Regions from separate parts of the Homo sapiens genome. Here regions 1 and 2 are each linked to region 3. A link is a loop called in an ENCODE intact Hi-C map of the cell type or tissue named here. Cell type or tissue: A673. All regions are shown on one strand.

The links. Peaks named below come from ENCODE experiments on the same cell type or tissue, not always from the same donor. Only the 100,000 strongest peaks of a DNase experiment are listed, where the experiment ranks them.
Region 1: it touches region 3 in a loop (10-fold over the local background); 7 of 110 quality-filtered maps call a loop at or near these places.
Region 2: a loop joins it to region 3, with 6 times the contacts of the local background. A loop is called at or near these places in 2 of 110 quality-filtered maps.

The regions. Positions count from the first base shown.
Region 1 is chr9:86,485,934-86,488,433 of GRCh38, reverse strand. The region is part of intron 1 of LOC102724080 (a long non-coding RNA gene); the gene reads right to left. Among named protein-coding and RNA genes, the nearest start is that of TUT7, 130 kb to the right of the region's middle. In A673, a CTCF peak has its summit at 994 (motif pointing left); a DNase peak (open chromatin) is centred at 963; H3K27ac peaks cover 2,500 bases.
Region 2 is chr9:86,412,941-86,415,440 of GRCh38, reverse strand. LOC102724080 (a long non-coding RNA gene) reads right to left here and starts at 1,600. Exons shown (of 2, transcript XR_007061636.1): 1 at 871-1,600. In A673, a CTCF peak has its summit at 996 (motif pointing left); a DNase peak (open chromatin) is centred at 940.
Region 3 is chr9:86,646,900-86,649,399 of GRCh38, reverse strand. No RefSeq gene overlaps it. Among named protein-coding and RNA genes, the nearest start is that of LINC02834, 60 kb to the left of the region's middle. In A673, no CTCF peak of the experiment used is centred here; DNase peaks (open chromatin) are centred at 439, 719 and 1,059; H3K27ac peaks cover 2,341 bases.

The sequences.
Region 1 (2,500 bases), 160 kb after region 3:
CCATAGTCTCCGATGTCCAGCTGCTTCTCCTCTCTGCCACCTGAGTTCTGGGGTTTTTATAGGCACAGGATAAGGGGCAGGGCAGGCCTTGGGTGGTTTTGGAAATGGCAACATTTGAGCAGGAAAACAAGGATGTAAGTTCTACCTTTGGGCAGCAGTTTCAGGCTTTTCGGCTTGAGGGTGGGTCCCCCGCAAGGGCCCCACCCTCTTCTGCCCAGAGTTTCCCTGCCTCCTGGGGGCAGGGAATCAGTGAGGACTCTTTGCAGAGGCCCGAGGCTGCACAGGGCATCACATCGTGAGGGGGCTGAGCATGCTAGCTCCCATCTCTCTTCCTCTTCTTACTAAGCTACCATTCCCACTTTAATGACAGCTCATTGATCCATGAATAAATCCAGGCACCACCTAAAGGCCACACCTCTCAATACTACCACATTGGAGATTACATTTCAACATGAATTTTGGAGGAGACATTCAAATCATAGCATACAGAAACCAAAAGATTGACATTTGAAGATGTTCTAATCTAACTACTCTAATATGCTGTCTCCAAATTATCAATGAATTTATCTTTAAAGGTAAACATCTAAGTAAACTAATATTATTGTCACTGGGCCATTCTATGGCCATTTGCTGTAAGGACACTGTTTCTGAATTTCTTTTTGTCCAACTTATCTTTCAGTTGATTGTATTTTCAGCCTTGACAGCTAACAGGATGGCTTGCTTATTATCTAATTTTAATAAAACCTCAAGATTGTAGTAGAGAAAAAGCAGGTTCTGGGGTCTCCAGTTCAAGGTCCCATTGTCATTTCCTTCCTGAGAGTTAAGGAAGGGGTTTGGAGAAGGAAATTCTCATGAATGATGCTCGATTGATCCTTAAATGTGTTTACTCTGGTTTCAGCAGCATCAGTTCTCCCAGCACAGAGACTAAATAATACTTTGCCATTTCATTCTTCTCCCAAGCAGATAGCCTTAGGAATGTATTTACTGCCACCTTGTGGAATGGAAATAAACTTAAAGGGCCTAGTCTAGTCAAATTTTGTTCCCAACTTCTCCTTTTTTGATCATTTTGCTTTCTCTGGGAAGGAACTTCTAGGCTGATCTTGTTACAGGAGCCTCTTGCACCTGGTGGGAGGTGAGGGGGAAGACTCAGTTTTCTTCATACACTGTCATTCTCTGTCAAAATGGAGCTATAGCATAGAAAAATCAAAAGCTTTCAGTCCTTGGAAAACTCCTAAACCTCACTGACAGTGCCAGGAATTGAACCATAATCCCAGATGATTATATTTACAAGAAAAGGCCTACCCATAATCTCTGCAAAAGATAATATTATTCACATATGTTTTGTATAGAAATCCACATACATTGGCTTAGCATGTTTGGATTTTTATCTTAGACTAGAAAATCAGCCTGACCTAACAGAAGTGTGTAAAACTGCCTGCCCTACAATATATCACATCATTTGCTTTTAATGCTGTGCATGGTCTGGTTTATTTTCCATTGCATTTTTCTGTTGCAAAGACATTTCTATAGCTGTGTATATGTCTAGAGATGGCTCTAAAAAAAGGACTGACTTAAAAACAAGACTGTACCCATGTTGGGATAAACATATCTGTTTTACCTCAGAGTGAATTATCTCATTATGAGAAAGTTTAAGTATGTTAAATATACACCAAAGTTTTTGTTGTTGTTGGTTTGAGACTGGGTCTCAATCCGTCATCCAGGCTGCAGTGCAGTGGCAGCATCACAGCTCACTGCAGCCTCAACCTCCTGGGCACAAGTGATCCTGCCATCTCAGCCTCCTGAGTAGCTGGGACTACAGGCACACACCACCACACCCAGCTAATTATTTTGTATTTTGTAGAGATATGGTTTCATCTTCTTGCCCAGACTAGTCTCGAAGTCCCGCACTCAAGCAATTCACCCATCTTGGCCTCCCAAAGTGCCGGGATTACAGGCATGAGCCACTACACCCGGCCTACACCTAAATGTTTTAAAGGTTTAATTATAAAAACTGCATCTTTTTAATTTTAAAAATGCACAACTTTTTCGCTTGGAAGAAGCTACTTTTGTACAGCTCTTCTTCATAATACCTGAGTAATAACACGTACTACTGCAGCTTTAGCCTGAACCATCACAATAGTTATAATACTGGACAGCAAGGACCTTAAAGCTAAACAGATAAAATATAGGAAGTAACTAAAACCATCTTGCAGCAAAACTTCTTCCTTCATGAAATCTTTTTTTTTTTCACCAAAAGAAGGAATTAACTCTAACTAGGGTTGTAATTTTTGCCACACGATTCTCTTTATATGCCAAAAGGTTCTGGGGCTGAAAGTTCAGGAGAGGAGGGACAGATGACTGAGGCTCTCTCGGGAATGCTTGGGAATCTGGAATACTGAAGCATGAATATTTGGGAGAGAAAAGGTCTGACACAAGGCAGGACCCAGAAAGGGAGCTGAGCCAAGTTCTCCAAGAGCCATGTAAGTCCCCAGGCTCAAGT
Region 2 (2,500 bases), 230 kb after region 3:
TCTATTTTGAAAAAAATTAAAATTATGAAAAAGTTACGAGAATAGTAGGATGAACACCATACACCCTCTGCCCAGGTTCATCAATGTTAGCAGCTGAATACAGTTGCTTCATCTCCCCCTCTCCCACGCATTCATTATTGTTAGTGTTATATTCTGAGCATCTTGACATTACTCTTGAACTTCTTGCTAAAACATTTGAACACCACTGAAAAGCTGACTTCCTCAGAGTTTCCCATTTTCACACTAAATGTCCTCTGAGACCTAACCAATCTTGAGCGGACCAGTTAAATGGCATCAAAAAAAGTTAACAAACCCAGAAGCAATTTTAAAGGATAAAGTTAAGTTAACTTGGCTGGGCGTGGTGGCTCATGCCTGTAATCCCAGCACTTGGGGACTCTGACGTGGACAGATTACCTGAGATCAGGAGTTTGAGACGAGCCTGGCTAACATGGTGAAACCCCGTTTCTACTAAAAATACAAAAAATTAGCCAGGTTTGGTGGTGCACGCCTGTGATCCCAGCTATTCTAGAGGCTGAGGCAGGAGAATCGCTTGAACCCGGGAGGCAGAGGTTGCAGTGAGCTGAGATCGCGCCATTGCACTCCAGCTTGGGCAACAAGAGCGAAACTCCGTCCCCAAAAAAAAAAAAGTTAAGTTGACTTTTCACCAACCTAAAGTTAACATCATGTATTAGGAGTCAGAGTTAATGGTTCTCTAATTCTGTCTAGGCTTACCCTGTAAAGACACACAGGCAGAGAAAGACAGAGAGAGGGAGAGAGAGAGTTCTGCCCCAAACACATTTTGCCAAAATGAGCGTGTGACATGTTAAAGCATCATTTCACACCTCTATTGTAATTTAACTTTCTACTTACATAGATTTTGCTCTGAGTTCATCCTCATCGCAGCTTTATGGGAAAAATCACCAAATCCCTGTACAAAGAACTGCTGGGATTTTTTTCTTTAACTCTACTGCCATCTAGTGTTGAGAAAAGAGAATTCTGGACTCTGCAAAAAAGAATGTATATTATTTGCTATTTGCTTGTATATCTAGATTCAAACCTGTTTTATTGCAGAATAAATTTGGAAGCTATATCCACCATGATCTTCTTGTTTTATTTTGGATTCAGTAAAATTTCTAAGAAAAAAACTTCAAAAATTAGGCCATATTTCACATTATCCTGAAGGCAAGATGGACAGTAAGGCTTAGTTTTCCCAGCGACCCTTTGGCCCATTTGGCGTCACAAAGGAGTTCCCCTCTTCCTTCCAGCTATTTGTCTGGTTCTTTGGCATGACTTCTTTGTGATGCTTACTGGTCATTGGCTGTTTCCTGTGACTCCTGTGGGAATGTGAGCTCCCGGAAGGCAGAGATTTTGCCTTTTTTTTTTTTCTTTCCTGCTTTGTTCATTGATATATCCGAAATTACTAGAGCAAAGCCTGGAACATACATGACAAGCATTTAATAATTATTTATTCAATAAATAAAGGAATAAATGAAGGAATGTTGGGAATCATTCTAGAAATGGGTGTAAAGGCATACTAGGGGACTTCGAAAAGGTCATGGGGGCCAGGCACGGTGACTCACGCCTGTAATCCTAGCACTTTGGGAGGCCAAGGCAGGAGGATTACCTAAGGTCAGGAGTTCAAGACCAGCCTGGCCAACAAGGTGAGACCCGGTCTCTACTAAAAATACAAAAATTAGCCAGGCATGATGGTGCACACCTGTAATCCCAGCTACTCAGGATGCTGATGTAGGAGAATCACTTGAACCTGGGAGGCAGATGTTGCAGTGAGCCAAGATCATGCCACTGCAGTCCAGCCTAAACGACAGAGCAAGACTCCGTCTCAAAAAAAAAAAAAAAAAAGAATTAAAAGATAAAAATACCAGCCTGGCCAACATGGTGAAACCCCATCTCTACTAAAAATACAAAAATTAGCCAGGTGTGGTGGTGTGTGCCTGTAATCCCAGCTTCTCGGGAGGCTGAGGCACAAGAATCATTTGTGCCCAGGAGGTGGAGATTGCAGTGAGCCAAGATCGTGCCACTGCATTCCAGCCTGGCCGACAGAGCCAGACTCTGTCTTAAATAAATAAATAAATAAATAAATAAATAAATAAATAAATAATATAAACTTTATTTCCCAACATAAGCTTCATCAAGTTCAAGATACTTTTCTAAGTGATGATACCAACCATTTTGTCCATCCCTAAAGAACTGAGGGTCCTGGGAATTTAACCATGTTCATGTTGTCTTTTCTATGTTATTAACTGAGGAAAAATGGGTGATCTTTAAAGATTTTTTTAAGAATAGAAAACAGAAAGAAGTCAGATGGAGCCAAATCAGGACTGGAGGATAGGCACCTAATGATGTCTCATCAAAACTCTTGCAAGATTGACCTTGTTTGCTGAGAGGAATGAGCAGCAGCATTGTCATGGTAGAGAAAGACTCTCTGGTGAAGCTCTTCCAGGAGTTTTTCTGCTAAAACTTTTGCTAGCTTTCTCAAAAT
Region 3 (2,500 bases):
GGAATATCTCTGCATTATTTCTTACAACTGCACATGAATCTACAATTATCTCAAAAAAATAGTTTAATTTAAAAAGTTTTGTTCACTAATTTGCTCAAATATGTATTGAGCCACTCATGCATTAAAACCAAATGGGCTTCCACAGTTTACAGCTGACATTTCAGCAGTGGGATTATAAAATAAGATATATGAGCTTGCCTATGGGCTGGAGAAAGGATTTTCTTGGAGGGAGAATTCAAATTGTGAAGCAGAAAAACATGTTCAGTCAGCTCTTCAGCAAAGAGGGAGTGGTGTGTTGGTAAAATTCTCTGTTGCTGCACCCAGATGTTCCAAAACGATGGGCTGGCTGAGGTGTGATGTTCTCAGAAGACCATCTTCCCCACCTCGGGTCAACCTGCACCCTACACTCTCAGTTTGCTCTCTCAGGAGAGAATAGGCCTTCGGAGCCCCGTGGGATGCTGCATGTTAGGTTTCTGGGCTCCCAGTGGAACCTGCCCAAATTAGCCCAGAGCATGATGGCAGTGAGGGCAGGTGGCCCCGGGTTGAGAGCACGGCTTTGGAGACACACATACCTGAGTTTTTGTTGTTTCTTGTCCACCTATTGGTATGCAATCTTGACCAAATTACCTATCTTTCCTAAACCTGTTTTTCATCCACAAAGTGAAGTATCTACTTCCTGAGCTGGTTCTTTCATTTGTTTAATGCATTTTAATAGCACACCTAGAATGGGTCAGTGACTGTTGTAGAGACTAGAGAAATCCCAGTAAACAACACAGAAGAAAGGAAGGAAGGGAGGGAGGGAGGGAGGGAGGGAGGGAGGAAGGAAGGAAAGAAGGAAGGAAGGAAGGAAGGAAGGAAGGAAGGAAGGAAGGAAGGAAGGAAGGGAGGGAGGAAGGAAATCTTGAGGGTATTCAGATAACAAATGAAATAAATAAAATACATAGTATATTCAATAGCGATTAATACTTTTCAAAGGGAAATAAAAAGCAGAAAAGGAGGCTAAGATGTGCTGAGGAACGAAGAGAGGATTTGATTTTAAAAAGCGTAAGTCCTCATTGAAAAGGTAACAGTTTGAGCTTAAGTTATTATGAATGGCGTGAGAAAGCCATGCAGCTAGTTGCAAGTTTTAATGAGAAAAGGAGAGGATTAAATGAGATAATATTGGTAATAGGCTTAGTATAATATAATGCTTGGGACACAGAAAATGTTCAATAAATGTTAATAAGAGAGACACTGAAAGAAAAAATAATTATAGACCAGTAGAATAAATTCTACCCATAATACTGTAAATGCAGGTGGCTTCAGATGTCATAAAACTACTTAGTACTTGCAGAACCCTGCCCGACTGCCCTATCATCTAAGGTTATGTCTTGAAACCTGGTCCACAATTCACCTGCATCAGCATCACCTGGATCTTGTTAGGAATGCACATTCTCAGGCCTGCTGAATCAGTCTCTGTAGGTGGAGCCCAGGAGCACGCATGCTCACTAGCTCTTTAGGGAATTCTAATGATGGCTAGATTTTGAGAACCATCAGCCTGGAAGGAACAGGCCCACTTATCATGTGACCTTGAGAATGACACTCCTGACAATGTCCACACATATCTCAATCCTTACACTATGGTAAGTACAGTCATGTGTCACCTAACGGCAGGGACACATTCTGAGAAACACAACTGTAGGTGATTTCTTCATTGTGTAAACATCGTAGAGCGTACTTATACACATCTAGAAAGTATAGCCTCCTACACAGCTAGGCTATATGGTATGGCCTATGCTCCTAGGTTACAAACTTGGGCAGCATGGTACTACACTGAATACTGTAGGCAACCGAAACACAATGGCAGCTATTTGTGTACCTAAACATATCTAAACATAGAATAGGTACAGTACAAATACAGTATAAAATATTTCATTTTAGGGCTGAGTGCAGGGGCTCATGCCTGTAATCCCAGCACTTTGGGAGGTCAAGGCCGGCAGATCACTCAAGAGTTTGAGACCAACCTGGGCAACATATCAGGACTCTGTCTTGTAAAAATGAAAAAAAAAATATTAAAAAAAATTACTTTTTTAACAATACACCTTTATAGGGCACTTGCCATGAATGGACCTTGCAGGACTGGAAGTTGCTCTGGGTGAGTTCATGAGTGAGTGCTGGGTGAACGTGAAGGCCTAGGGCATGACTGTGCATTATTGCAGATGTTATAAACACTGGACACTTAGGTTACCCTAAATTTATGTTTAAAATTTCTTTCTTCAATAATAAATTAACCCTAGTTTATTGTAACTGTTTTACTTTTTAAAGTTTTCTTTTTCTTTTTCTGTTTTTTTTTTCTTTTTTTTTTTTTTTTGAGATGAAGTCTTGTTCTGTCGCCCAGGCTGGAGTGCAGTGGTGCAATCTCAGCTCACTACAACCTCCACCTCCCAGGTTCAAGCAATTCTCTACCTCAGCCTCCCAAGTAGCTGGGATTACAGGTGCCCGCCACCACGCCCAGCTAATT